2 separate regions of the Mus musculus genome follow, and region 1 is linked to region 2. Evidence: chromatin loops called from intact Hi-C (ENCODE). Cell type or tissue: heart. All regions are shown on one strand. Links, peaks and the distances in the headings refer to the core of each region. The heading gives the core; the rest is flanking DNA.

Region 1 (16,526 bases), core at 5,854-13,853, 260 kb after region 2:
TCCATCTAGGATTACAAAGAGGAAAGCAACATATGATTGGGTACAGGAATTTTCCACTGCCCTGTTCTGAAAAGAAAGTTATATTCTCAAATAGGTAGCACATTGCATTCCTCAGTAAACTCCTGGGCTATAGTGGATCATCAGTACTTCATTGTAATTACATAGGACAGTGGTGCTACTCTTACTAGGTCAACACAATTTCAGCCCCTACACTGCAAATCAAAAATCCCAGCTCAAAAGTCCTCAGAACTGTATAAGCACACACAACTCATTGTACAAAGGAAAGGTTCCCTTTCAGCTTTTATTCATGGAGCACAGCTATTAATTAACCCCAACCATTCATTCCCCAGAATTATATTTTAAAATGAAATGATTTGATTCACAAGAGAAATGTCTATCTATTGTCATGGTTTTTTTTTAACAAGAAGAATTCTGTTTGTGTTTTGTTTTATATTTCCTTTCAAATAAGTGCCTATAACCTCTGAAGAGTGTGTGCACATGAATAGATAGTTCCATGATTATGTGGTCTCTATATATTATGGATCCCATAAACTGTCTGTTAAACATCAAGAAGAATGTTTAATAGGAAGCACAAGAAGCAGCTGCATGTGGCTGACGCTTGTAGAGCAATACACAATACAATTGTAATCAGTTTGAAGCAAGCACCAGAGCTATGCACAATTAAAGGCTGGTTGTCTAATTTATTTTTAGAAGTAGGTAAACTGAGGCTTGGAGAGAGACGATGTCCAAAATCACACAGCCAGTGGTGCCATACTAGTGCTGCCACTCAGAACACCTTTACTGTGACCTTATCCTAGCTTTGCCTTCACTTGCACCAAAAATAAGTATCAGATGGCCCTCATGACACAGGCCTGTAATCTTAGATACTTGGGAAGCTGAGGCAGGAGAATGAAAAGTTCAAGTTATGCCTGGGCTAGACTGAACCAGGCTAGACTGAACCAAAGCCAGCCTGGGCAACAGAGCGAGGCCCTATCTAAAAAAAAATTAAAAAAAATTATAAAAAGGGGCCAATGACATACTTCAGTGATAGAATATTTGTCCATCATGAATGAGTCACAAATCACAGAAACCCAGACCCTAAAGGGCATTATCACCCTCTGAGAAGAAGGAACAAAAATCCCAGCTGGCCTTTACTGCACTGGGGCAATAGGTGCCAGAAGCAGCCATCAAACTGCTGGTAACCAGAAAAGAAAGAGCAAAGTGTTTACCACAACGAAGTAGAAAAACCAGCCATTAATGGCATTGCTCCTGATCCTGTCTATCCCTGTCCTGTCATGTTTTGTCATGTCCTACCTCATGTACCCTCACAAAGAGCCTTCAAAGAATTTGCACCTTCCCAGTAGCTGGCAAAGTCTCATTCATATCTCAGCACATGAACTGTATGGTGGTTGATGAGAAATCTTCCCCTCCTCCAGCCATGCTGTAGGTCTGCTATACAATGTTCAAAACAAGCATTTCATTGCTGTTTAAGAAGATACCAATTATAAATTCTTCATACATCAACGTATAACTAATGATTTGCGATTAAGTTTGACAGGTAACTAAAGATGGATCTCTTTTAGTCTAGCTGAAATAGTAATGTGGCATTTCAGAACTGGCTTAATTAGAACCACCTTCAATAATTACCATAGTAAGAGCCAGCATTAGCAACTGGGAATGCTATGACCAGGAAGTTTTATCTAGATTGGTCACTCCTTTTAAGGCCAAACTGGGTATTTTCAGAGTTAAGCAAGGGAATGAATAGAAACATTTGAATACAATGTACAGGAAATGATTTTAGGTTTCTCTCTACTATTCTACCTGCCCAAGTGACTGGCACCAAATACCCAGTTAACCAACTCCACTGACTAGGTTGCTACCTCTTTTACCAAGAAACCTTGCTGAGACCATCAATTGCTTCAAATGTTGATGTCAGAAAAGGAGACTTGGCTGCCACAAAGAACAACAGAGATAACCCATGCCATGCCATTGCCATGATATGTGGCTATGTGGTAGACATATATGTTCTCCTCAGCAAATGAATTAGAGGAAAGCAGGCTAAACAAGAACAGGGGCTCACCCTTTGTTTTATTAAATGATATGGAATTGTGTAGAAGCTGAACTCCTTGAAGGAGATTATATATACTATAAGGCTTTACAAGGTTAAAAAATACGAACTTATTGGTTAAATAGGTCACTCTCTTGTTCCCATAATGAACTAGCACTGTGTCTGATTTCAAATTGACTGACTTCTGGATGATTAGATTGAACACTTAGGGCTTGTTGGGTCTAAGTACTCCTAGAAGCTCAGGTGAGACTGGTGCTAGCAGGATTAATAGGTGTTGAACAAGGAGAGATGGTGCATTTATGTATTATAAGTGGGGTTAATGGTCTTCTGACACAAGGATTCTTACAGAGGATTAAAAGTAGTTCCCCCTAGTTATGACCTATACAAATTGCCTGAGAAAATTTGCACTGCCTTTTGATTTTATAGAACACTCATCCAACATACAGAGTCAAGTAACTTAGGATCATTTGCTGTATTTATCAATGTGTGTGATCTCTCCTACTTATTAGCCTATGAAATTTAGCCAAGACTAAGTAGGTGAAAGTGGGCATCTTATTAATGAAGGAACCAGTCAGTTTACTAGAATTTAGAATGGCATAATAAAGAGAAAGAGCAGGGAGTACACCTACAAAAACATTGTGAGCTAGGCTTTTACCCAGTTTATGTACACAGCTTGATTCTCATCACTGTTACTTACCTCTGAGCCCATCAGGACCACCCATCTCAACATCAGCTGCTGAGCTCTGGATCACATGGTACTTATTAGGTGTCATTAAGGATGTTAAACCAAGCCCACTATTATTATGGAACTGGTTACCACAACCTTCCATTGTCAAATACTGCACGTCTGAATTTTGCAGAGCATCATTTGTAATTCACTTTTAGCTACGATATACTATGCTCTTAGCATTAAAGATTCAATAGCAGAGAGAGCAAGACTAACATAAAAACAATTAATTACCATGAAATATACTAGGGAAGATAAACTACATGTAATCCAGAAAAAATTGAGTGCCCAGAGAGGGACATGGTGTATGACAGGAGCAATTAGTTACTATGTGAGGCAGAGAAGTTGCCTTGAACAGATGCTATGTGAGCTGGACCCTGAATGAGTGAAAAAGTAGATCAATGGCATCTTGAACTTGCACAAAGGTCCAGCTCTGAGGTACAATGTTGTCTTAGAATGTGCATATTATAGTGTGATTATAGTCTGTGGACTTTAATGGGATGAAAAAGAACAGAGTCATAGCTTGCTAGATCGTGGGTTTGAACTATAAATACAAGAGGCACATTACCGAGGAAGCTTGCTCAGTAGGACTGGGCAGGAAAACATTTGCATATTTCAGGTGAAAGATGATGGAAGTTAACTGGAGATCATATTGATAACAGGAAAGGAAAGGAGACAAAAGGACTAAGATAAAATTATAGGGATAGGTGTACAGCAAGAAATATCAGTTATAGATTTAACTTCATCCAATAATCAGACAAAAGACAAACATTCAATTGTGATATTTACAGTTGTTTTATTGTTTTTATTTGAATGAAAAACTGAAGATTAGAGTCAAAATCCCAAAGGTCCTCTTCAGGCAGCAAAAGACTTACCTTTTCCATTCATGTTCTCAAGTCAATTGTGATTAAAACCCCCACCTGAACACCCAAACAACAAAACCCTACCTGCTGGATTAGTAACACAAACAGCAGAAAGCAAGAGTAAGTGGCACCCTTGGTGTCCAATCTAGAAAAAAACTGTCATCAAAATTCTGTACTCACCATGTCTGGGGTGGAAATAGGCCCGAGGCTGTTGACAATGACTTCAACAGTGACCACAGTAGGCTTCTCTGTAAGACATAGACATAGTACAGGGTAAATGTCACATAAAGGCATGACATCAAACAGGGAATCATCGAAGGAGGGAAGAGGGCCAATCCTATTTCCTTTGTTCTTCTATAGAAAGTCCCAGCTCATGGACTACAAGGGCTAGGTATATATCTTCAAATCATTCATCTTATTTTAGAATTGGAAAAACTGAGAGCAATAGAATAGAAAAGTGTTGACCAAGGTCCATGGCATTCTTAACCTAGAGGAGCCATTGTGTCTTACCTGGTGAATCCACAGCAGTTCCTATCTGTATGTGGTACCTTCATCTATAACCCATACTCATTGCCTACAACTACATAGAAAACCTGCTTTTTCTTTATCAGACGAGGCCTTCTTCCATTAACTCACCTCCAATGCCAGGGCGCAGTTTATGGTCATAGTTGCTCAGGATGGTGTTAAGGATTCGAGAAGCTCTTGTCAGTTTCCCACCTGGGCGTTCAGTCATGCAATCAACAGTGAGTTCTGGTTCTTTTGCTGGAAGCTTCTTTCCACTAGGTTGAGGCTCCAGCTGGGACTGGGGCTCTGATTTCATCTCTGGCTCTGGCTCTGGCTCTGGCTCTGGCTCTGGCTCTGGCTCTGGCTCTGGCTCTGGCTCTGGCTCGGGCTCCGGCTCGGGCTCGGGCTCGGGCTCCGGATGGGGATGGGGATGGGGATGGGGATGGGGATGGGGCTCCGGTTCCGGCTCCAGGTCCAGCTCCGACTCCGACTCCGGCTCCGGCTCAGGCTCAGGCTCCGGCTCAGGCTCCGGCTCCGGCTCCGGCTCAGGCTCAGGCTCAGGCTCAGGCTCCGGCTGGGGCTCCGGCTTGGGCTCGGGCTCGGGCTGAGGCTCAGGCTCAGGCTCAGGCTCAGGCTCAGGCTCAGGCTGGGGCTCAGGCTCCGGCTTGGGTTCTGGCTGGGGCTCAGGCTCCGGCTTGGGTTCTGGCTGGGGCTCAGGCTGGGGCTCAGGCTGGGGCTCGGGCTGAGGCTCAGGCTCAGGCTGGGGCTCAGGCTCCGGCTTGGGTTCTGGCTGGGGCTCCGGCTGGGGCTCCGGCTGAGGCTCAGGCTCAGGCTGGGGCTCAGGCTCCGGCTGGGGCTCGGGCTCAGGCTCAGGCTGTGGCTGTGGCTCAGGCTGTGGCTCAGGCTGAGGCTCAGGCTGGGGCTGGGGCTCAGGCTGAGGTCTGGGTCGGGGTTGGCGCCCAGCCTGGACCTGGCCTGGGGTCTGGGGCTCAGGTTGGGGCTCGGGTTGGGGCTCAGGTTGGGGTTCAGGCTGAGGTTCGGGTTGGGGATCAGGCTGAGGCTCAGGTTGGGGCTCGGGCAAAGGCAGTGGCAGGGGCCAAGGCAGAGGTTGGGGAAGAGGCTGACGGCCAGCCAGAGGCTGAGGCTGAGGTTCTGGTTGGGGCTCAGGCTCAGGCTCAGGCTCAGGCTCAGGCTCAGGCTCAGGCTCAGGCTCAGGCTCTGGCTCAGGCTCTGGCTCCGGCTGGGGCTGAGGCATGGGCCAAGGCAGGGGCTGGGGCAGAGGCTGGCGCCCAGCCAACGGCTGTGGTTGTGGCTGCGGCTGCGGCTCAGGCTCCGGCTCCGGCTGAGGCTGGGGCTCAGGCATCGGCTGAGGCTGAGGCATCGGCTGGGGCTGGGAACTAAAGACTACATCATCATGGCCAGGGGATTCAGCCTGGGGCTGGGGCTGAGGGCCGAAGACTACAGTATCTCCAGCAGGAGATTCAGGCGGAGTTAGAGGCTGTGGCACAGGCTGAGGCTGAGGGCCAAAGACTACCTTATCTTGGGCAGGGGGTTTATTCTCCAGATTAACATGAGGTCCAACCCTAGAATATAAAAGCAAAAAATTAAGCTCTAACCTTCAATCATTAAGGGTTAGGGTTGATGCCTTTTGGGGTAGAAGAAAAACAAAATATTTACACCACAAGCCTTAATTAGTGAGGGGGGGTCATAGTAAACGAGGAGGCACTAACTGATAAAATTTGATAATTCCTTTTAAATTTTATTGCTCTTTGGAGACTTTATATGCAATTCTTTCATAATTCTTTATTTTAAGATGGTCAATAACAAATGACTAAATTTTCAAAGGCTGTTTCATGTGAAAGCAAGTAGCTGTGCATGGTTTCGTGAACTCTGGCCAATCAGATGCTGTTACTAACCTTAGCCTCACATATGCCTGAGCCACGGCACCTGAGAGGAAGGGTCAGGCCAAAGCCCAGGACTGCTGAGGAATGCTTGGAAGTATATAGGACTGAAAAATTCTGGGATGGTTTTATAATATAATCAAGGTTATGACATAGAGGAAGACAGACTACAGAGCAGCACTTTGTGGCTTCCTTCAACAAGGAAATGGCTAGCCAATGGGAGACCATCTTGGGTACCAGGACCAATAATGAAAACAGCAATACTACTACTACTACTACTAATAATAATAATAACAATAACAATAATAATTAATACACACTTTAGAAATCCATCTGCAAATATATGGAATTCCTTGACAGCCCTAGGGTATGAGCAGCGGTGATGAAAGGTGTCACTGTGGTCATTTTCTGACATATCAGTTGTATGCTTATTATTTGAGCACTTTTCTGTATATGGGTTCTAATTCAGTAAAAAGGCATTATAACATAATCATACATACCCATAATATATGAATCACAGTCAGGTTCTGATTTTTACAATAAAATTAGAAAACCATATCATAGAGATACCGTGGAACTAGAGCATAAACAAATAATTCTTAACTATTTTTACTGGTGAAGCCCTTAACGACTATAATATTTATATACAAAATAATATGATGTCTGACATTTATTTAAAAAAACTAAGTTGAAAGAATGGTATGTAGGGGGCAGAGAAAACAAGTCACACTTTATTAATATTCAGGCTGATGGTGGCTATATGGATATTCAGTTTGCTACATATACTTGAAAAAATACAATTAAAAGCGTTGGAAAAAACTTTCAGCACTAATTAACGTTTGATGTTGAAAGGCAAGAGAGTGGTTTCCTCTAGGAGGATTTTAAGTTTGGTGACACTTGGGGGTGGGGCAATTATTTCCTTATCATCTCGGTCCTGGTTACCTGATCATGTTTACTTTATGAAAATTCACTGAGCTGTTGTTCATTTATGATTGCTATACCTTCATATTTGTGTATTACACTTTTAAAATGGTACTTTAAAGCCACCAGGCAACTTAATCCCTAAAATAAGAGCAGCAGCCTAAGGTGAGCAGGTTCCTGTGGTGCAGACCAGGGGACTGGCAATTGGGCATCAAATTGTTGGGGTTTTTTCTTGTTGTTTTGTTTTTGTTTTTCTGCAGTGTTCTGAGCTTTTAGAATAGTATAATTGCCATATAGATAGGCTAAGCTGTTGCCATTTCTCATTTCTGAAATGGCTAATTCCCATACTGGGCTAAGCAAAGACTAGGATTGGGAAAAGCATTTCTATCTTCAAATGTCATATTTAGATGATGTGTTCTTTCCTAAGGTTTTTCAGATCTCCTAGGCATCTAGAGGCTAATCCCCCAGGCCAACACCCCAAGGGACCAGAGATCCTCTACTAGGCCTACAAGGAAAAGGATCTGGGGGGAGTGGAGGTTGCTTTGATTCTTAGATTTGATTTTGCTAGTGTAAACAAACAAATAGCCACACCCTGAGACCTTTGGGGTTAAGAAGCTCCTGGATATACATACACATCATCAAAAAGCCACCAAGCTCTTTTTCAAGGCTAGATTTTCCAGGGAAGCTTTTCAGACACCCACAGTCTTCCAGATGTGATAATTCTGGATGAGACTGAAGCTCTGCACTACCACCTTCCAAATCTAGCTAAAGAGGGAAGCAAAAGAACTTGAGGAAGACCCTGGCTTTCTTTCTCAATATGCTGGCCTTTAAAATTTATTGATGGACAAACAATATGAGCCCATATGAGGAAAGGGCTATGCTCAAAATCATACACCTGATTTGAAGCTGAGCATGAACCAAATTGAAGTTTGGCCCAACACACTCCACTGCCGCCTCCCCTTTCCTGACATCACAGGTTGCCATGCTGACAGTGTGAGCACGTCAGTTTCATGCCCCCCCCCCCCACTCTGGCCGGATGGGCTGTTTTTCCCTCTTATAGCCCTCCCTTCTTCTTCACGCCCCCTCCTTTATCCTCGGCCATCTTTTGTCCCAGAAAAAAATACCATCTAAATGGACATGAATAGCAAGAAATTCTTAGTACACATTTAGAAACATTTACCAAGACCCTTCTGAGGCCAGCCTCACCTTAGGGTACCAGAAAGCCACCGGGTATCCACATCCTCCCTGAGAAGCTATGTAACCTGGGTTGAGAAGACACATTGCCCCTTCTCAAAACAAACAAATGAAAAGACACAAGCCCAATGCCATGGAGACTTCTAGAAACCTCGACAGATCAGGAAGCTTAAAAACTTGTGACAGCTCACACCCCACAAGAAACAGCTTCCAATTAAAACACAGGCACAAAACAACCATCTTCCACCCTAAATGCCAAGAAGTCCTAGGGACACCCTTTATACAAAGGCCCGGGCTCAGGGGTTTTAGGGAGGGAGGCTGGCTACTCAAGAGAAATCAGAAAAAAAGGGAGGGGGCTAGAAATCCAGGCCACAAACCACAGACCTCAGAAAAGAAAAACATTCCTGGCCTCTGATTCAGGTCTGTCCCTAAGACCAAGCAGGGTGCTTTGGGGTGAGAAGGGGAAGGGGAGGTAGGTGGGGTGGGAGCCCTTAGATAACTAAGGCTCAGGTTCCTGACTGAGACTGGAAGGAAAACGAGCAACGGGATGGGAAGCAAGTAAAGTCAGAGTTGCCTGGCATCGTGCCTGGTACTAGCAGGCGCTCCGAATAAGAAAAAAAAAATGTGAGCAAGAGTGAATCGATTAGAAACACTAAAACATTTCGAGGCACTTCAGCTCCCCCCACCCCCAGCCCAGAAGCCACCTTCCCAAAGTCCCCAGCACAACCCCCTGAGTTGTAAGCGCCTAGCTCCAGCGGTTTCTGCGCGCCCTTTCCCCTCTTCCTGCGTCAGTCTACTATAGGGAACCAGGTGCTCTTGCTTCCTGGCCGACCGCTCCAGGGCTTTGAGGGCCAGCCGGAGTCCACGACGCCAATGGACCGAACATGGTCCCACCTGACTTGCCCGGGCTCCCTGTCTTCAGCCCCCGGACGCCCGTCCTACAGGGGGGCCCACAGGAGGGTAGCATGCGTCGAAGGGACAAGGGACCAGGCTGGCCTGGTTGGTCACAAGGGACCCTGGGGGTCCCGGAAGCCTGCTGGGCACAGAAGGCTCCCCGGTCCCGGGATGGAGACTCACCTCCACTGAAGGGCCAGGAACATGTTGAGAAGCATCAGGAGAACTTTAGGCAACATCTCGGCGGTGCCTGGCACGACCACCTGTGTAGAGGTCGCAGCGCAGGTCTGGCTGTTCGGAGCGAGGTGGAGGGTTTTGTTGGGCTCCAACTTTCACTCCTCCCACTCGCCCCGCCCCAGTCGCGCTCCGCACCTTGGCCCCGCCCCCTGAGCCCCGATGGAAATCTCCGACGACGTGATCGCTGCGGCAGCGAGGAGCGAGGCTAGGGAGGGCGGGCAGGGGGTGGAGATGAGGGAGCCCTGTCGCCAAGGCCCCCAGCCGCCAGCACTGCGGCGCTGCCAGACAGCCAGGGCGGGTGGGGGGGGGTGGGGGGTGGCGGGAGGAGTAAGGAGGAGGCGAGCCTGCAGCGTGAGGCCCAGGGCTTGGGGAAAAACCGCTGTAGCGGTTGTGGCCTGGGGAGCCTCCACTGGCAGGGAGAAGACATGCGCGTGGGCATTGCGGGTACTTTGCTGCGACCCCTTCCAGACCCCTTGATGAGCTTTGAGGTCCTTGTGTTCTTCCTTACAACCTGTTGAGCCCCATCAATCTCCACATCTTCCCTTAGCCTCACTGATTTTTTCCTGGTCTCACTCCACACCCTCCAGCCCTTCAGAACACATCTAAGGAAGCTAGACAAACTCAGTACCACCCTTGGTGCAGGAAACAAGAGATCCTTAAGGGTTTTCCCTAGTAACCTCTGGTCTGAACCATTGTACAGGCCAATTCCATGGGACTAGGGAACAGTCACTAGCAAAGGATCAGATAAAGGCATTCACTGGAAGACAATCCCACAGGGACACTGACTCAACATTCTTTCCTGTTCAGCCTTGGGGCCTGGGTGTCAGAAGAGGCTTTCGAAAATGTCTCTCCACAATAGGCCAGGCAATTTTTTTTCTTAGAGAATATTCCAGAGAATAGCAGAAGAAGAAATGAGAAAGCCTGTTAGGGGGAGGGTAGCATACCAAGAATCTCCAGCATCCTTGGAAATACATTTATTTATTTATTTATTTATTTATTTATTTATTTATTTATTTTGCATAGAGCCTTCTAATTGACTTCAGATATTTGCACGACAAGCTCTCATTGAGCACTAGCAATAGCCTCCTTTACCTGTTGCTCTAGAAAGCACTGTGGGCCTGAAGGCTCTGTGGAGAGGTTTTGTTGGAGCTCACTAATCTAATAAGCTCTCTGCAGCAGCACCCTCTCTATTGCATCCCTCTGATTTGTCACGTTCAGAGCGCTGCTCTCTGTGTACTTTCGCAGGCATTGCTTTTTGAGCTTGTTTATAGTGAGCAGGTCTTTATCAATGAAGTAAGCTTGGTTCTCTCTCTCTCTCTCTCTCTCTCTCTCTCTCTCTCTCATGCACACACACACACACACACACACACACACACACACACACACACACACACATCTCCCAGCCTCTCAACTGCATGCCTGAAAGTTAGAAGGCAACAAGTATATCTTTTTTTTAAAGATTTATTTATTTATTTATTTATTTATTTATTTATTATATGTAAGTACACTGTAGCTGTCTTCAGACACTCTAGAAGAGGGCATCAGATCTCATTACGGGTGGTTGTGAGCCACCATGTAGTTGCTGGGATTTGAAATTTGGACCTTCGGAAGAGCAGTCGGGTGCTCTTAGCCACTGAGCCATCTCACCAGCCCGCAACAAGTATTTCTTACTGGCCTGCATAAAGCTTTGTGTGGCCGAGTACCACTGAGCCAAGCAGCTATGGATCAGAACCTCCTTCAGGGGTTAAGACCATCAGAAAACACAGAGATTCACATTATGATTCATAGCAGTAGCAAACATTACAGTTCTGAATTAGCAACCAAATAATGTTATGGTTGGGGGTCACCACGACAAGAAGAATTTTTTTCCTTTTTTTAATTTATTATGTATTTTCCTCAATTACATTTCCAATGCTATCCCAAAAGTCCCCCATACCCTCCCTCCCACTTCCCTACCCACCCATTCCCATTTTTTTGGCCCTGGCGTTCCCCTGTACTGGGGCATATAAAGTTTGTGTGTCCAATGGGCCTCTCTTTCCAGTGATGTCTGACTAGGCCATCTTTTGATACATATGTAGCTAGAGTCAAGAGCTCCGGGTTACTGGTTAGTTCATAATGTTGTTCCATCTATAGGGTTGCAGATCCCTTTAGCTCCTTGGATACTTTCTCTAGCTCCTCCATTGGGAGCCCTGTGATCCATTCAATAGCTGACTGTGAGCATCCACTTCTGTGTTTGCTAGGCCCCGGCATAGTCTCTCAAGAGACAGCTATATCTGGGTCCTTTCAGCAAAATCTTGCTAGTGTATGCAATGGTGTCAGCGTTTGGAAGCTGATTATGGGGTGGATCCCTAGATATGGCAGTCTCTAGATGGTCCATTCTTTTGTCACGGCTCCAAACTTTGTCTCTGTAACTCCTTCCATGGGTGTTTTGTTCCCAATTCTAAGAAGGGGCACAGTGTCCACACTTTGGTCTTCATTCTTCTAGAGTTTCATGTATTTGGCAAATTGTATCTTATATCTTGGGTATCCTAAGTTTTGGGCTAATATCTACTTATCAGTGAGTACATATTGTTTGAGTTCCTTTGTGATTGGGTTACCTCACTCAGGATGATGCCCTCCAGGTCCATCCATTTGCCTAGGAATTTCATAAATTCATTTTTTTAATAGCTGAGTAGTACTCCATTGTGTAAATGTACCACATTTTCTGTATCCATTCCTCTGTTGAGGGGCATCTGGGTTCTTTCCAGCTTCTGGCTATTATAAATAAGACTGCTATGAACATAGTGGAGCATGTGTCCTTCATACCGGTTGGGACATCTTCTGGATATATGCCCAGAAGAGGTATTGCTGGATCCTCCGGTAGTACTATGTCCAATTTTCTGAGGAACCGCCAGACTGATTTCCAGAGTGGTTGTACAAGCTTGCAATCCCACCAACAATGGAGGAGTGTTCCTCTTTCTCCACATCCTTGCCAGCATCTGCTGTCACCTGAATTTTTGATCTTAGCCATTCTGACTGGTGTGAGGTGGAATCTCAGGGTTGTTTTGATTTGCATTTCCCTGATGATTAAGGGTGCTGAACATTTTTTCAGGTGCTTCTCAGCCATTCGGTATTGCTCAGGTGAGAATTCTTTGTTTAGTTCTGAGCCCCATTTTTTAATGGGGTTATTTGATTTTCTGGAGTCTACCCTCTTCAGTTCTTTATATATATTGGATATTAGTCCCCTATCTGATTTAGGATAGGTAAAGATCCTTTCCCAATCTGTTGGTGGTCTTTTTGTCTTATTGACAGTATCTTTTGCCTTGCAGAAGCTTTGCAGTTTCATGAGGTCCCATTTGTCAATTCTTGATCTTACAGCGCAAGCCATTGCTGTTCTATTCAGGAATTTTTCGCCTATGCCCATATCTTCGAGGCTTTTCCCCACTTTCTCCTCTATAAGTTTCAGTGTCTCTGGTTTTATGTGAAGTTCCTTGATCCACTTAGATTTGACCTTAGTACAAGGAGATAGGTATGGATCGATTCACATTCTTCTACATGATAACAACCAGTTGTGCCAGCACCATTTGTTGAAAATGCTGTCTTTCTTCCACTGGATGGTTTTAGCTCCCTTGTCGAAGATCGAGTGGCCATAGGCGTGTGGGTTCATTTCTGGGTCTTCAATTCTATTCCATTGGTCTACTTGTCTGTCACTATACCAGTACCATGCAGTTTTTATCACAATTGCTCTGTAGTAAAGCTTTAGGTCAGGGATGGTGATTCCACCAGAGGTTCTTTTATCCTTGAGAAGAGTAAGAAGAATTTTATTAAAGGGTTGCAGCACTGGGAGGGTTGAGAACCACTGATTCAGACTCTGATGAGCAGAGGAGAAATGACTGCAGAGCATATTTTTAGGCCCCTCCTGATTCATAGATCCTTGGAAGAACCATGTTGGTCAGCATGTGGCCTATGTAATTTCACAGGGCTTCTTGCTGGCCCAAACTATTCTACAGTACTGCGCTGTTACCATCTTAAATTTCCTAAGAATTTCTAAACATGCAGCCCTATATTTCATAGTCTTTGACCATTTGAAATGGTATATCTGGTTTTCCTTGACCTAGAATATGCTCTGGTAACCACTAGGCCCCATTCACCATAAGAATGACTGAATCCTGGATAGTCAAAATAGACTGGTCTTTAGGTCCCCCAATCAGAGACTATTACAGGTTGAGTTTAGCCATTTTGCCAACTTTCTCACAATCACATCTATAGCATAGCTACAAGAACTTGTGCAAATTACTCAGTTATTATTGTTTCCTTGTACTTCAAATGCTTGCTATGTAGTAATCTTTACCAGGTCCTATACTGAGTGATAGGAGAATATACAGAAAGAACTCATATACCATTTTGACTTTATTATAAAGCTTAGGCTAGGAGAAGGAACCTGGAGATTTGAAATATAAGACCAAGGTTCAGGAGAGCCACAGTAATCCCAGGAAGACTCTTTCTCATAGGCCTGTGCCCATCACAACAAGAAGAGGGGCTTCCAAGCTGCCAAAGTGCAGAGATGGGCATCCCCAGGGAATTTGAGACAGAAATGTGCAGTGACTGACAAAGAAACAGGAGGAGTTTGCTGGAAAGTGTGCGAAGAGTAACTGTGGGAAAGTAAGGTGGATTGGGAGGCTGGCCAACCTATTGCTAACACTGAATCTTGCCAAGAGACTGCATGCTATCCTGTAGGCAACAAGGATGTTTCAGAAGGGTAACCAGTGGAGACACTATATATCAGAACTGTCCTTCAAGAAGAATTTCAAGAAAGAAAAAGCTGGAAGAATCACAAGAGAGAGCTATAGGGATCTCTAATAGATAGGACAAACAGTTCATTAAACTGTGTGTAGACAAATGGAAGAAGGCTCTTCCCAGGAGACCAGGGTGCTACCACAGAAATAGGGACATGAGAGATGAAAGAAGAGCTTTTAGTTACTGCTGTGAAAACAGTTCCCTAGATTGCATTATACTTTCTAATGCTCCATTAAAAATAAAAATTTACATTTATTGCTTAGGTTGTAGTGTATATGTGTACATGTGTGTGCACATGTGTGGAGGCATATTTTTCTCTTGGCTATTTGTAATACAACTTATTATTCAAGCCACATCTAAACAAAATGTTCACATAGCAGCTGTGTTTTCATAACTAGACCAAACTAACCACTGATCAGAATAGTAGCAAGTACCCTCTTGTCAGTTGTGAATTATCAGAGTTAATGACAAACATCAAACTATTATGTGTCCTGCTTGCTATGTGTATGGTTTAGGGATGAAATCAGAGCTGAAAGTTTTAAAGCCTGTATGTTCCTGCCTTAGCTTGGATCCAACTGTAGCATGCACAGCATGCTTTCCCTCTTATACTAAGGGGAAAATACCAGTTGACACAAATCTTAAAAGACCTGTGGGTTGTTAATCACTTGGGATTTCATAAGACCAAGATGCTGGAAACAGTTGAGAGTATTGAGCTATAGATAGTGTAATCTATATGATTGGGGCTAATTAAAGGTCAAGCAGAAGACATTTGTGCTTCAGAATATGTAGCCTGACAGTGGAAATAGAGATGGTATCAGACATTGCTCAAGTATCTGCTGCAGATAGTGTGGACAGAGATTGAATTCTAGACCCCCAAGTAGATGCTAACTAAATATTCACAAATAAATTAATTCAGCATTTCTGGGCTCTACATGTATATTAAGATGAGATTTAGAACACTTTCAACTTCTCATGGCCTCATGAAGCATTGAGTAGTGTGTCATATGTAGTCAGTATGCAACAAAACCTATCATTTGCCATTCTTTTTTTTCGATTGTTAAAAATATTTACTTTTGATTATGTGTATCATGGAAGCATTAGGAACAGAATTGGGATCATCAGAATCACACATAAATGCCAGGTAAGCATAGCATGGTAGCCCTCGTGTAATTCCATCCTGGGAGAATGGAAACAGGGGGGTCTTCAGAGCACAGATTCCAAGATCAAGTGGATCTATCAATGAGTTCTAGGTTTGATTAAAAGACCCTGCCTGAATGTATAAGGAGATGATCCCCTACAGCAACAGAAGATAATATAGAATACAGCTTCTTGTGTATATGTGTGTGTGTGCACATACATGTTACATATTATTATATTATATAATTCATTTGCCATTCTTATCATTGCCAATGTTAAGGAATAACTGGTAAGTAGCAAAGCAAGCATATTTGTTATCAGTATCCAGGAAATGTCTGGCCAAGAAATAAATCTCTAGATCAGTATCAGTATATATATATATATATTGCAAGCAAGGGCATGTCCCCAGAAAGTGGAAATGACATGTGTAAAACTTGATTGCATATTTTGGAGCATGTGAACCACTAAAATACTCCAGGATGTTGGGCCCAGCCTACATCAGAGAAGAAACATGTCTATGATGGAGACTAAAGGTCAACAGAAAATGGTGGTAGAAAGTATTTTTAGTCTATTAACAGCTTCATCCATGTATTAGCTAGACAAAGGGTAACAGTGATCATTGAGTTGATCAACAGGGAGAACACTATGGAAGTTTGTATGAGCTATTGCAATGAAGCAGTAGGGCAGATGCTGGTTCAAATAGCTGATGAAAACACAAAAGCTACAGTACAAGAGGGGTATCTAGTACTAAAACTTGACCACTGGAGCTAATGACATGCACACACTGTGTATGTCCATGCAAGGAAAATGTTTAAAGATGTGCAGTCACTCTCTCTTTCCCCCTTTCTCTTCGTGTGTGTGTGTGTGTGTGTGTGTGTGTGTGTGTGTGTGTTTAGAAACATGGAAATAAACAAAACACTGATGGAAGTAAATTCAAGCTTAGAAGGACATGTAGAGGGGGAAGTGAAGAAATATGCCCATTCAAGTGGCACTAAGAGTTGATGCACAGAGGAGCTAAAGCTACATTCTGACAAGGTGGCAGAGAAGCAGTATTCAGAGTTGAGGTGTGAGGGTGGAGACACTTGTTTCACACAGCAAGGTGCTGGTAAGCTAGCTATTGGGAACTTGAGAAGTTATGAAGGGACTCAGGACCAATAGAAGTGCCAGAAAAGTTACTGAAGCAAGACCAATGTGCGTGTGTGAGCTACAGAGACCAGTGGAAGGCAGGCCGCAGAGCTGCTGAACCTGCTTGTTCGAGGGACATGATTAACTGCACCCCTATCTTCTCTCCTCTTATTCAAAGT
Region 2 (15,263 bases), core at 1-8,000:
AGATTTATCTTGGGAGACATAGGACTGAGGATAAAAGTGACATGTTGGCTTATATCTCTATCAGGCTTCCTAGAACAAGGGCTCCTGGTCAAAGACCCCAAGAAATTGCGAGACAACTATATCCACACTTTGCAGTTCAAATTGGATGTGGCTTCTATCATCCCCACTGACCTCATTTATTTTGCTGTGGGTATCCACAGCCCTGAGGTACGCTTTAATCGTCTGTTACACTTTGCCCGTATGTTTGAGTTCTTTGACCGCACTGAGACACGTACAAGCTACCCCAACATCTTCCGAATCAGCAACCTGGTCCTCTACATCTTGGTCATCATCCACTGGAATGCTTGTATTTACTATGCTATCTCTAAGTCCATTGGCTTTGGGGTTGACACCTGGGTTTACCCCAACATTACTGACCCTGAATATGGCTACCTGGCTAGGGAGTACATTTACTGCCTTTACTGGTCCACACTGACCCTCACCACCATTGGAGAGACACCACCCCCTGTAAAGGATGAGGAGTACCTATTTGTCATCTTTGACTTCCTGATTGGTGTCCTCATCTTTGCCACTATTGTGGGAAATGTGGGCTCCATGATCTCCAACATGAATGCCACACGAGCAGAGTTCCAGGCCAAGATTGATGCTGTCAAACACTACATGCAGTTCCGAAAGGTCAGTAAAGACATGGAAGCCAAGGTCATCAAATGGTTTGACTACTTGTGGACCAATAAGAAGACAGTAGATGAACGAGAAGTCCTAAAGAACCTGCCTGCAAAGCTTAGGGCAGAGATAGCCATTAATGTTCATTTGTCCACTCTGAAGAAAGTGCGCATATTCCAGGATTGTGAAGCTGGCCTGCTGGTGGAACTGGTACTGAAGCTTCGTCCTCAGGTCTTTAGTCCTGGAGATTATATTTGCCGTAAGGGGGACATTGGCAAGGAAATGTACATCATCAAGGAGGGCAAATTGGCAGTGGTAGCTGATGATGGTGTGACTCAGTATGCCTTGCTGTCAGCTGGGAGCTGCTTTGGTGAGATTAGTATCCTTAACATTAAGGGTAGCAAAATGGGCAATCGGCGCACTGCCAATATCCGTAGTCTGGGCTACTCAGATCTCTTCTGCTTGTCCAAGGATGATCTTATGGAAGCTGTGACTGAGTATCCTGATGCCAAGAAAGTCCTGGAAGAACGGGGTAGGGAGATCCTGATGAAGGAAGGTCTACTGGATGAGAATGAAGTGGCAGCTAGTATGGAGGTAGATGTTCAGGAGAAGCTGGAGCAGCTGGAGACAAACATGGAGACCTTGTACACTCGTTTTGCCCGCCTGCTGGCTGAGTACACTGGAGCCCAGCAGAAGCTCAAACAGCGCATCACAGTGCTGGAGACCAAGATGAAACAGAACCATGAGGATGATTACCTATCAGATGGGATAAACACCCCTGAGCCAGCTGTTGCTGAATAGCCATAGGTGCCTGTCCAGCCTTGCTTTGACCCCAGGAGTTAGAAGTGCTGTATAGAACTTTACATTTACACACATTATGCTCATGTCCCTCCGAACTCCCAAAGCCTTGCTGAGGCTTAAGGTTTTGGCTACATCTTGGAGTCCCCTTCCAAGTCCAGCTAACAGCCAAGCTTGTGGATAATGGAGATCATGTGGGTTGAATTTCTAAGAGCGTGACCTCCTAAGTCTCACAAGGAATCAGAGAATAGCTAAATTGTCCTTCCTGAGGCTTTTCTGGGACTAGATAACTAGACAGTGTTCTCTGAAGAACACTGTGCACCACAATGCCTGCCTGACTCCTTTTAGCTTCTTTATATCGAGTCACTCCCTACTGCATTCTGCCCCAAATACCTTTTTAATGTGTTCTCTGAACAGCCTGTTTCCATGCACTTGTACACATTTAAGAATTGGCTGCAGACACTGGGCCCCCTACCCTGCCTCCCAAGGCATGCAAGGTCTGTGAGGGGAGTGGGAAGGTGGGTTTGAGTGTTGGTGCTCAGGGTCATACTTCCTTGTCAGACAATGTCACTCTGAGAAGGAGGTGGCTGGCAGCTTTGGCCATCACACCTTATGCACACAAGTTCTGAAGAGTTTGTGAAGGCTACTGCTGCATGAGATACTGTGAATTAGAGGCACTTAAAAGTTAATAAATTCCTTTCAGCTACTTGTGGTTATTGCTCAACTCTCTTTCCTCACATTTCCTTCCCCTCACCCAAGAGTTTCCCCACTGGCATGTATTTAGGCATCTTTCTCTGCCCACCTGAGCCTCACTGCTCTTTTAGGACTCATGCCTGAATCTAGATCTTTGTAGAAAATCCTTTTACCTACACCCACTCCCCCATTAGATAGCTTCACATTCCCTAAGTTCACACAATTCCCAGAGTACCCCCTTTCCTGGTTCTTATATTGTGTGTCCAGTTTTGATAGACTTGGTTGCCCTTCCAGACTGTGGGCTTTACAAAGGTAAGGTCGAGGCAGTCTCCTTCACTGTTTTAGCTGTAGCTTTGGTGACATGTCTTCCACAGAGGAGGCATTCAGTGTTTCTTTGTCTAGAGAGTAAGGGAATGTTCAAGTGAATGAATATGGGAAAGAAGGAATACAAGTGACATAAAATCATATGCTTCCACCTGCAAGCAGTCACATCCATAGAAAAATACTGACCCACTTCCTGTTTAGGCACGCTATTACTCACTCATCCACTTCCCATAGGAAAATCATATGTGAAATTTATCATCTGAAACATTGTATAAAATCATCAAACCTTTCTCATATTGAGAAACCCAGTATCTATTAAATAACTCCCTATTCCACCCACCCAGTTCATGACAATGGGAACTGGATTTTCTACAAATGTGGCTGCCATAGGAATATCATATAAATGGGATCCTGTAGCATTCATTCTGTGTCAGCTTACTTCACACAGTATTATTAAAATGCTTCCATGTTGCATCACATGCTATATTTCCTTTCCTTTTTAAAGGCCAAACAATATTTCAGTGTATGGATATGACACACTTTACTCATTCAGCCAGCAACTGAGGAGTATTCAGTTTCTGCCTATGATTTGGCTATTGAAATACTGCTATAAACATGGATATGCAAATATCCTGGGATCCTGTTTTTAGTTCTTTGGGAGACACACATTTCTTGAAGTGGAATTGTTGGGTCCTATGGTTTCTTTTATTTTTAGGAACTGCCACACTGTTTTGTTCAATTTTAATTTTTTCCATATCCTTGCCAACATTTACTTTCAGGTTTTGGATATGAGCCCTCCTCTTGGGTGTGAGACAGTTCTTTATTTTGGTTTTGACTTGCCTTTCTCTTATGAGTTATAAATCTGTGCATTTTCACATGTTTGTTGGCCATTTGTATGTCTTCTTTGGAAAAATATCTTTTCAAATTCTTTGGCCACTTTCAAGTCATCAGATTGCAAGTGCTATTTATGTATTATAAATATCTTTACCACATTTGCAAATATATTTCCTGTCTCTCAACTTGCCTTTTCACTCCCTTGACTGTATCTTTCAACGCATGGTTTTTAAATTCTTTTAATTGTGCTTCTTTTAAATTCAATGTAGTTTCTTTTCTCATCCCCTGGCTTACAGTAAAAAACCTTAGCGAGAGGAAGTTTCACCTAGAGGGATCTGTAACATCATACAGACTCAAGTCTTGGGCTTAAGGTGGTAAACAGTAGGGAGTTAGCACTGGTGATGGGTCACTGCTTTGTATGTACTTGGCTTCTCTGTTGTGCTATTATGCTGGAAAGAAGACTGTAAGCCCTTCAGCTTAAGAGAGGCCCAGCCAACAGGGAGAGAAGCCCCTGTATCTAAAGCCCTGGACAGCTGCTTGCCATAATGCTTGTTGCTAAGGCTGCACTGAATTAATGTTTTTACAAACCCTGGAACCTGCACAAGACATTATTCTTGCATGCTTAGAAGAACACTAGTGCCAGAAACAGGTGGCTGGTTATATTGAAAATGCTTACCTTCCTATCAGCAAGAAAGTGGTAGTTTCTCTATGGAGTCTGGTTTACCTTCAGCCAAGCCCTGGAGCTGCTTGCTTGCTTTGACAAAGCAGGGCTCTCTAGGTTTAAAAACACAGACTTTAATGCTCAGCTTCCCTTTTCCCAGACATCCTTGTATTTCATCTTCCACAACATTTTTCTGTGCATTAAACATCTATGTTCCCTTAATCTTGAGTGTGAGGTGTGTGTGTGTGTGTGTGTGTGTGTGTGTGTGCACACGTGTGCGTGTGCACGCGTGTGTGTTTGTGTCTTGTTTTTGTGAGTCTGTTTGGGACATGGCACAGACATCCGGTGAGCCTTTGGACGTCAGCCTAGTCAGACAGTGTCTATTTCTGACCAAGCCCCATCCACCCCCTTTCCTCTGTTCTCTCAGCAAGATCGTGACTCTCTGCTGCTTGTTGCTGGCCGCCACCCCCGCCTCTTTCTGTAACTGGCTGTAGTGAAAGAGCTGAAATACATTTTCCATTGTGTGCTATGTTTATTCAGTACAACATGATGTTCTCTGCTCTTAGTTTACAAATGTTTAAATTGGAATGGTTTTATTTTCTTCTGAAAATATCCACCGAAGATAATTTGCCCCACTTGTGCATGACCATCAATTTTCTTTTGTATTGGTGACCTATAGAAAACAAAAGCCCCTGCTGTCCCTCACTTTTTCTTCCCTTTCTGTCTGACCCTTGTTGGTCACAGCTTCTCTTACAGACTGCCACTCCCATCCTGGATCAGGCAGACTTAATCAGCAGCATTAATCGATCTGTTTCATAGCTTGAAGCTGAAAGATGGGACACTTGTCACATCCTTTTTTGGAGGGAGATCAATGTAGAGGGATCTCCCCACTGTTTTGTCCAATAACAAGGAAGTCCTCAGGGCACAGAAAAGGAACCCAACCACCAGAGGGCGAACTGACATCAGGAAAATGGGACGGGTTATTGTGTTTTACAGCCCCTTTATAGCACACACACATACAGATGCCCCCTTTACAGCACACACACAGAGACACAAACAGACACACATACACACCACACATAGGCCCATAACACACACCAACCAGGCCTACTTCAGCAGTTAGGTGACACCTTTAGGGCTTCACATGGCTGTTGGTGAAGTCTCTTTTCCAGGACCTCTACAACTTCTACTCCACTTGTCCTAGCCTAAGCTAATATCAGGTCTCTGCTGGATAGCTTCAGTCACGACTAAAGAGATGTGTGGCTTCCGACCTTGTCCTTCATAGTCCATTATTTATAAGAAAATTATATTCTGTCACTTTACTTAAAATATCCCAGTGGGTTTCTATTATTCTGATGATAAAACTCAAACTCATGGCTCCAGTTCCATCATCCTAAAAGATATGGCCCTGCTAGGATCTCTGACCCTGCTGAATCCTTTTAACAACCTTCTTATTTCCACCCCAGGCTTCTAGTCTCCTTTTGATTTCTCACATACACTAAGTGTCCTTCTCCTCTATAGCCTCACACTTGATCTGACTCTGTCTCTCAGTGTGTGTGTGTGTGTGTGTGTGTGTGTGTGTGTGTCCCAGAGATCTTGTCAAGACTGGCTCTTTTGTCTTTAGATCTCCTTTGGAGATCAACTCTGAAAAGATTCCATGCTACTCTGTATTGCCACCTTATTTGACTTTCCTTTTAAGTACTTAGCACAATCTTCATATCAGCAACCCAAGATAGGTATTTTGTTGTTTTCCTACTACATCTGCAGCATCTATAGCAGCCATTGGAATGTTAGTGTTCTCTAAATGGAAATGCTAGTAGTCTTAAGGCAGTGCCTTCTTTTGCTCTCTCCATTGAGTTAGACCCTACACCCTCAGCCTCATTTCCCTGCCTGTTCTTAGTCCTGGGTATACTTATCCAAACATAACTCATGGACATTCCATTACCTATCCCAGAACTGTTTTATAAGAAATTCAGCTTCTTATTTCTTTTTTTTAAATATTTTTTAATTACATATTTTCCTCAATTACATTTCCAATGCTATCCCAAAAGTCCCCCATACCACCCCCCCCACTTCCCTACCCACCCATTCCCACTTTTTGGCACTGGCGTTTCCCTGTACTGGGGCATATAAAATTTGCGTGTCCAATGGGCCTCTCTTTCCAGTGATGGCCGACTAGGCCATCTTTTGATACATATGCAGCTAGAGTCAAGAGCTCCGGGGGGGGGGGGAGTACTGGTTAGTTCATAATGGTGTTGCACCTACAGGGTTGCAGATCACTTTAGCTCCTTGGATACTTTCTCTAGCTCCTCCATTGGGGGCCCTGTGATCCATCCAATAGCTGACTGTGAGCATCCACTTCTGTGTTTGCTAGGCCTGGCCTAGTCTAACAAGAGACAGCTATATCAGGGTCATTTCAGCAAAATCTTGCTAGTGTATGTAATGGTGTCAGCGTTTGGAGGCTGATTATGGGATGGATCTCTGGATATGGCAGTCTCTAGATGGTCCATCCTTTTGTCTCAGCTCCAAACTTTGTCTCTGTAACTCCTTCCATGGGTGATTGTTTCCAATTCTAAGAAGGGGCAAAGTGTCCACACTTTGGTCTTTGTTCTTCTTCAGTTTCATGTGTTTTGCAAATTGTATCTTATATCTCAGGTATACTAAGTTTCTGGGCTAATATCCACTTATCAGTGAGTACATATCATTTGAGTTCTTTTGTGATTGGGTTACCTCACTCAGGATGATGCCCTCCAGGTCCATCCATTTGCCTAGGAATTTCATAAATTCATTCCTTTTAATAACTAAGTAGTACTCCATTGGTAAATGTACCACATTTTTTGTATCCGTTCCTCTGTTGAGGGACATCTGGGTTCTTTCCAGGTTCTGGTTATTATAAATAAGGCTTCTATGAACATAGTAGATCATGTGTCCTTCTTACTGGTTGGGACATCTTCTGGATATATGCCCAGGAGAGGTATTGCGGGATCCTCCGGTAGTACTATGTCCAATTTTCTGAGTAAATGCCAGACTGATTTCCAGACTGGTTGTACAAGCTTGCAATCCCACCAACAATGGAGGAGTGTTCCTCTTTCTCCACATCCTCGCCAGCATCTGCTGTAACCTGAATTTTTGATCTTAGCCATTCTGACTGGTGTGAGATGGAATCTCAGGGTTATTTTGATTTGCATTTCTCTGATGATTACAGCTTCCTATTTCTTGCCTCCAATCTTTCCCTGAAATATTCTTCTCTTTCTTTTCTGTCACCTCTTAAAGTCACATTCTCCCTGAATCCTCCTTTTATCTCTTGGAAGTAGATGTACATTCCTCTTACTAGTGCTCATGGGTATTGTTGGCTTTCTTTCCTTTTCTTCTTTAAGGAAAGATTTCTGAGAGTTTCTCCCCCCCCCTTTTTTAATTAGGTATTTTCTTCATTTACATTTCCAATGCTATCCCAAAAGTCCCCCATGCCCTCTCTCCAACTCTCACCACAAACACTCCCACTTCTTGGCCCTGGCGTTCCCTTGTACTTAGGCGTATAAAGTTTACAAGACCAATGGGCCTCTCTTTCCCCTTATGGCCGACTAGGCCATCTTCTGATACATATGCAGCTAGAGACACGAGCTCCGGGGGGTACTGGTTAGTTCATAATGTTGTTCCATCTATAGGGTTGCAGATCCCTTTAGCTCCTTGGGTACTTTCTCTAGCTCCTCCATTGGGGGCCCTGTGTTCTATCCAATAGCTGACTGTGAGAATCCACTTCTGTGTTTGCTAGGCCCCAGCCTAGTCTCACAAGAGACAGCTATATCAGGGTCCTTTCAGCAAAATCTTGCTAGTGTGTGCAATGGTGTCAGCGTTTGGAGGCTGATTATGGGATGGATCCCGGGATATGGCAGTCTCTAGATGGTCCATCCTTTCATCTCAGCTCCAAACTTTGTCTCTGTATCTCCTTCCATGGATGTTTTGTTCCCAATTCTAAGAAGGGGCAAAGTGTCCACACTTTGGTCTTCGTTCTTCTTCAGTTTCATGTGTTTTACAAATTGTATCTTATATATTGGGTATTCTAAGTTTCTGGGCTAATATCCACTTATCAGTAAGTACATATCATGTGAGTTCTTTTGTGATTGGGTTACCTCACTCAGGATGATGCCCTCCAGGTCCAACCATTTGCCTAGGAATTTCATAAATTCATTCTTTTTAATAACTGAGTAGTACTTCATTGTGTAAATGTACCACATTTTCTGTATTCATTCCTCTGTTGAGGGGCATCTGTGTTCTTTCCAGGTTCTGGCTATTATAAATAAGGCTGCTATGAACATAGCGGAACATGTGTCCTTCTTACCAGTTGAAACATCTTCTGGATATATGCCCAGGAGAGGTATTGCGGGATCCTCTGGTAGTACTATGTCCAATTTTCTGAGGAAAAACCAGACTGATTGCCAGAGTGGTTGTACAAGCTTGCAATCACACCAACAATGGAGAAGTGTTCCTTTTTCCCCACATCCTAGCCAGCATCTGCTGTCACCTGAGTTTTTGATCTTAGCCATTCTGACTGGTGTGAGATGGAATCTCAGGGTTGTTTTGATTTGCATTTCCCTGATGATTAAGCATGCTGAACATTTTTTCAGGTGCTTCTTTCAATTCAGTATTCCTCAGGTGAGAATTCTTTGTTTAGCTCTGAGCCCCATATTTTAATGGGGTTATTTGATTTTCTGGAGTCCACCTTCTTGAGTTCTTTATATATATTGGATATTATTCCCCTATCTGATTTAGGATAGGTAAAGATCCTTTCCCAATCTGTTGGTGGCTTTTTTTGTCTTATTGACAGTGTCTTTTGCCTTACAGAAGCTTTGCAATTTTATGAGGTCCCATTTGTTGATTCTGGAGCACAAGCCATTGCTGTTCTATTCAGGAACTTTTCCCCTGTGCCCATATCTTCGAGACTTTTCCCTACTTTCTCCTCTATAAGTTTCAATGTCTCTGGTTTTATGTGGAGTTCCTTGATCCCCTTAGATTTGACCTTAGTACAAGGAGATAGGAATGGAACAATTTGCATTCTTCTACATGGTAACTGCCAGTTGTGCCAGCACCATTTGTGGAAAATGCTGTCTTTTTTTCCACTGGATGGTTTTAGCTCCCTTCTCGAAGATTAAATGACCATAGGTGTGTGGGTTCATTTCTGGGTCTTCAATTCTATTCCATTGGTCTACTTGTCTGTCACTATACCAGTACCATGCCATTTTTTTATCACAATTGCTCTGTAGTACAGCTTTAGGTCAGGCATGGTGATTCCACCAGAGGTTCTTTTATCCTTGAGAAGAGTTTTTGCTATCCTAGGTTTTTTGTTATTCCAGATGAATTTGCCGATTGCTCTTTCTAATTCGTTGAAGAATTGAGTTGAAATTTTGATGGGGATTGCATTGAATCTGTAGATAGCTTTTGGCAAGATAGCCATTTTTACTATATTGATCCTGCCAATCTATGAGCATGGGAGATCTTTCCATCTTCTGAGATCTTCTTCAATTTCTTTCTTCAGAGACTTGAAGTTCTTATCATACAGATCTTTCACTTCCTTAGTTAGAGTCTCGACAAGGTATTTTATATTATTTGTGACTATTGAGAAGGGTGTTGTTTCCCTAATTTCTTTCTCAGCCTGTTTATCCTTTTTTCTAGAGAAAGGCCATTGACTTGTTTGAGTTAATTTTATATCTAGCTACTTCATTGAAGCTGTTTATGAGGTTTAGGAGTTCTCTGGTGGAATTTTTAGGGTCACACACACACACACACACACACACACACACATATATATATACTATCATATCATCTGCAAAAAGTGATATTTTCACTTCTTCCTTTCCAATTTGTATCCCCTTGATCTCCTTTTGTTGTCTAATTGCTCTGGCTAGGACTTCAAGTACAACGTTGAATAGGTAGGGAGAAAGTGGGCAGCATTGTCTAGTACCTGATTTTAGTGGGATTGCTACCAGCTTCTCACCATTTACTTTGATGTTGGCTACTGGTTTGCTGTAGATTGCTTTTATCATGTTTAGGTATGGGCCTTGAATTCCTGATCTTTCCAAGACTTTTATCATGAATGGGTATTGGATTTTGTCAAATGCTTTCTCAGTATCTAAGGAGATGATCATGTGGTTTTTGTCTTTGTGTTTGTTTATATAATGGATTACGTTGATGGATTTCCATATATTAAACCATCCCTGCATCCCTAGAATGAAACCTACTTGGTCAGGATGGATGATTGTTTTGATGTGTTCTTGGATTCGGTTAGCGAGAATTTTTATTGAGTATTTTTGCATCGATATTTATAAGGGAAATTGGTCTGAAGTTCTCTATCTTTCGTGGGTCTTTCTGTGTTTTAGGTATCAGAGTAATTGTGGCTTCATAGAATGAATTGGGTAGAGTACCTTGTGCTTCTATTTTGAGGAATAGTTGTTTTTTTGTGTGTTTTTTTTGTTTCTTTGTTTGTTTGTTTTTTCTAGACAGGGTTTCTCTGTGTAGCCCTGGCTGTCCTGGAACTCACTTTGTAGACCAGGCTGGCCTAGAACTCAGAAATCTGCCTGCCTCTACCTCCCTAGTGCTGGGATTAAAGGCGTGTGCCACCACACCTGGCTCTGTGGAATAGTTTGTGAAGAACTGGAATTAGATCTTCTTTGAAGGTCTGATAGAACTCTGCACTAAACCCATCTGGTCCTGGGCTTTATTTGGTTGGGAGACTATTAATGACTGCTTCTATTTCTTTAGGGGATATAGGACTGTTTAGATCATTAGCCTGATCCTGATTTAACTTTGTTACCTGGTATCTGTCTAGAAATTTATCCATGCCATCCAAGTTTTCCAGTTTTGTTGAGTATAGCCTTTTGTAGAAGGATCTGATGGTGTTTTGGATTTCTTCAGGATCTGTTGTTATGTCTCCCTTTTCATTTCTGATTTTTTTTAATTAGCATGCTGACCCTGTGTCCTCTAGTGATAGTGGCTAAGGGTTTATCTATCTTGTTGATTTTCTCAAAGAACCAGCTCCTCCTTTGGTTGATTCTTTGAGTAGTTCTTCTTGTTTACACTTGGTTGATTTCACCCCTGAGTTTGATTATTTCCTGCAGTCTACTCCTCTTGGGTGAATTTGCTCACTTTCGTTCTAGAGCTTTTAGGTGTGTTGTCAAGCTGGTAGTGTGTGCTCTCTCTAGTTTCTTTTTGGAGGCACTCAGAGCTATGAGTTTTCCTCTTAGAAATGTTTTCATTGTGTTCCATAAGTTTGGGTATGTTGTGGCGTCATTTTTACTAAACTCTAAAAAGTCTTTAATTTCTTTCTTTATTCCTTCCTTGACCAAGGTATCATTGAGTAGAGTGTTGTTCAGTTTTCACGTGAATGTTGGCCTTCTATAATTTATATTGTTATTGAAGATCAGCCTTACTCCATGGTGATCCGATAGACTGCATGGGACAATTTCAATATTTTTGTATCTGTTGAGGCCTGTTTTGTGACCAATTATATGGTCAGTTTTGAAGAAGGTACCATGAGGTGCTGAGAAGAAGGTATATCCTTTTGTTTTAGGATAAAATGTTTTGTAGATATTTGTTAAATCCTTTTGTTCATAACTTCTGTTAGTTTCACTGTGTCCCTGTTTAGTTGTTTTCATGATCTGCCCATTGATGAAAGTGGTATGTTGAAGTCTCCCACTATTATTGTGTAAGCTGCAATGTGTGCTTTGAGCTTTACTAAAGTTTCTTTAAGGAATGTGGCTGCCCTTGTATTTGGAACATAGATATTCAGAATTGAGAGTTCCTCTTGGAAGATTTTACCTTTGATGTATATGAAATGTCCCTCCTTGTCTTTTTTGATAACTTTGGGTTGTAAGTTGATTTTATTCAATATTAGAATGGCTACTCCAGCTTGTTTCTTCAGACCATTTGCTTGGAAATTTGTTTTCCAGCCTTTCACTCTGAGGTAGTGTCTGTCTTTTTCCCTGAGATGGGTTTCCTGTAAGCAGCAGAATGTTGGGTCCTGTTTGTGTAGCCAGTCTGTTAGTCTATGTCTTTTTATTGGGGAATTGAGTCCATTGATATTAAGAGATATTAAGGAAAAGTAATTGTTTCTTCCTTTTATTTTTGTTGTTAGAGTTGGCATTCTGTTCTTGTGGCTGTCTTCTTTTTGGTTTGTTGAGGGATTACTTTCTTGCTTGTTCTAGGGCGTGATTTCTGTCCTTGTATTGCTTCTTTTCTGTTATTATCCTTTGAAGGGCTCGATTCTTGGAAAGATAATGTGTGAATTTGGTGTGAATCTTTTTGCATTTTGCATTTTCTTTGATTGTTGTGCCGATGTTCTCTATGTAATCTTCTGCACCTGAGATTCTCTCTTCCATCTCTTGTATTCTGTTGCTGATGCTCGCATCTATGTTTCCAGATTTCTTTCCTAGGGTTTCTATCTCCAGTGTTGCCTCACTTTGGGTTTTCTTTATTGTGTCTACTTCCCTTTTTAGGTCTAGTATTGTTTTGTTCATTTCCATCACCTGTTTGGATGTGTTTTCCTGTTTTTCTTTAAGGATTTTTAACTCTTTAGCAGTGTTCTCTTGTATTTCTTTAAGTGAGTTATTAAAGTCCTTCTTGATGTCCTCTACCATCATCATGAGATATGCTTTTAAATCTGGGTCTAGCTTTTCAGGTGTGTTTGGTTGCCCAGGTCTTGGTGAGGTGGGAGTGCTGGGTTCTGGTGGTGGTGAGTGGTCTTGGTTTCTGTTAGTAATATTCTTACGTTTACCTTTCGCCCTCTGATAATCTCTGGAGTTAGTTGTTATAGTTGTCTCTGGTTAGAGCTTGTTCCTCTCGTGATTCTGTTAGCCTCTATCAGCAGACCTGGGAGACTAGCTCTCTCCTCTGAGTTTCAGTGGTCAGAGCACTCTCTGTTGGCAACCTCTCCTCTTACAGGGAAGGTGCACAGATATCTGGGTTCGGACCTGCCTCCTGGCAGAAGATGAAGGCCTGAAACAGGGCCTGTCCCTGAAGCTGTTAGCTTCTGTAGACCACACTCTCACCTGTCAGAGGGATCCGGGAACCAAGATGGCACCCCAGGTGCTCCAGCTAAGCCCTCCTGAGCAGGGCAGACACCTCTCCTCTGGCAGGGAAGGTGCCCGAATGTCTGGAGCACGAAATGGGGTCTGCTTCAGAAGCTGTCCTCTAGGGACCTTGGGGGTGTCTGCTGACTCTGCGCCCAGGTGACCCGGTGCTGGCGCTGACTGGAAGGGATTTGGGACCCTGGTCAGGCTGGCTTTTCTGCTTCCCTAATTCTGTCTCAGGTCCTGTGAGATTAGATTGGAACAGAAGTTGTGTTCCACTCACCAGTGGTCCTAAGATTGCATGGAGAATCCTCCAGGGCACCTTGGGGGTGTCAGCCAACTCTGTGCCCAAGCTGACCCGGGTGCTGGCACTAACTGAAAGGCTGGGAGTTTAATACTGCGTTCGTATAGTCTATTTTATATGTATAGTCTATTTTATGGTGTGTGTGTGTATTGTATTGTGTATGTATTATATTGTGTGTGTATTGTGATGTGTGTGTATTGTTGTGTGTGTATTGTGGTGTGTGTGGTATGTGTGTGGTGTGTGTTGTTGTTTACTTATTCTCTGGAGGGTTCTGCTAATGGCAGAGTTCTTCAACAAGAACAAGGAGCTGTGATAAGCAGGGTTGTGATGCCATCTGGTCCCAGCAGGAGAAATGGTGTGCCATGCTGTCCATGGGTTCACTTGTAGGTCACTTTTCCTCTGAAAGAGACTGAGCTGCCAGATACTAAGTGATTTTGCTTCTCTCTGAGTTGCCCCTGGAAGGACAATCTAGCCATATTTTTTAGCACTTTCATAGTAGCTCAAGGTAGAGAGTGTTCTAAGAGAGTCTAAGAATGCTACTATTTTGTTCTGTGGACAGAATTAATCGTTTCTAAGAACCTTATACTGGTCTTGAAAGATGCAGTTTGGTAAACCAGACTGAGTGTCAGACCAGTAAGCCAACTGAGCAAAGATATTGGAGCAAAAGGACAAGTGTCCCTGTTTGTGGTGGAGCCCATGGGTGCTGGTGGGAGGGGTAGAGCATGAATTGAATTCTTCTTGGGCTTCACAGATCCAAGAATTATCTTTTGCTTCCCTGGTTGACCTGAACAAATTGATTTGTCTTTTGGACTCAGAGTTTCTCAGTGCCCTTTACAGCCCTTCTGGAGTCAGGAAGAGAATCTATCTGTCTTCTTTTGTATCCTCGTATCACATTGTTGAAGTGATAACTTCCAGCAAGGCCTTTGGAGTTGCCAGTTTCTGTGGATCAATGTTTTTAATTAGATGGGTTTTCTTGTTTCTCCTTTATTGGATTGAGTAAGCAAATTAAATTGAGCAATTTGTTGTTAGGTCATTTAAGTGCCAACTTGATTTCATAACCTGGTCTTGTGCCACATACAAGTCCTTCCAACTTCCTCTGGAATGATGGAACCAGACAGCAGCTAGAGGAATAGGTATCCTGGGGATGTTGAGGATCAAGTCCATAGAACTTGGCCCAGCTCTCTTTTGTGGTCTAGGCATATGATTAATGTGGGTGGTTCCAGGGCTTTGGGGCCAGGCCTGGATGAGAACAGTAGTGAGATGCTACTAATCAGAAGTTTGATTGCCTTATGCCATGGCCTCTGTTTCCCTGTTTAGTGTGTAGCCCTCTTGAGACTCTGGCATTTGGTAGTACTCAGGCTACTGATTTGTTTGGTACTGAAATACAGATCTTGAAAGGTCAAGCCATTTGGAATGAGAATGTTGCTTGAGTAGAGCTAAAAACCACCTTGGTCCTGCAACTAGCTGACTACCACACAGTTTACCAGCGGCTCTAAGGTCTAGAAAGCTATCCTCTGTGCTGTTCTGTTTCTGGCCACAGAGTATACTGGGGGCGCTCTAGCGCCACAAGTAGAGCGTGCCACAGCGATTCCAAGCCCTTGCCAGCAGCTCTCCACATCCTGGGAGCCCTTCTGCACGACCTGGATTTCACTGAGGGGGCTTCACTAAGACCCTTAGTTATCGATGCATTTGGAAGAACAGATGCAAGCACAAGGTGTAGCAGGAAGAAATTTTCCAAATGTTGGCTTTGAATCTCCCTATTCCAGTGTCTCCCGTGGTAGAGTTTTGCTCCTTGTCCCCTCCTCCCCTATCCTCTCACTGCTGGGATCTCTGGCCACATATGCTAGCAGCACAAGGCCATGCTGTAATAATGTTTGTGACAAATCATTCCATTTCTTGTCCTAGAACACAGAGGACTTGTTTA

What was found. Peaks named below come from ENCODE experiments on the same cell type or tissue, not always from the same donor. Only the 100,000 strongest peaks of a DNase experiment are listed, where the experiment ranks them.
Region 1: it touches region 2 in a loop (3.0-fold over the local background); 2 of 42 quality-filtered maps call a loop at or near these places.

Annotation. Positions count from the first base shown.
Region 1 is chrX:72,265,391-72,281,916 of GRCm38, forward strand. It overlaps Gabre (gamma-aminobutyric acid (GABA) A receptor, subunit epsilon), which reads right to left and starts at 9,331. Exons shown (of 9, transcript NM_017369.2): 1 at 9,256-9,331; 2 at 4,295-5,745; 3 at 3,839-3,906. The coding sequence starts at 9,311. In heart, for the core only: no CTCF peak of the experiment used is centred there; a DNase peak (open chromatin) is centred at 9,441; H3K4me3 peaks cover 1,465 bases; H3K27ac peaks cover 530 bases.
Region 2 is chrX:72,008,052-72,023,314 of GRCm38, forward strand. Cnga2 (cyclic nucleotide gated channel alpha 2) reads left to right here. Exons shown (of 7, transcript NM_007724.3): 7 at 65-2,167. The coding sequence ends at 1,464. Among named protein-coding and RNA genes, the nearest start is that of Cnga2, 24 kb to the left of the region's middle. In heart, for the core only: a CTCF peak has its summit at 4,924 (motif pointing right); a DNase peak (open chromatin) is centred at 4,370; H3K27me3 peaks cover 575 bases.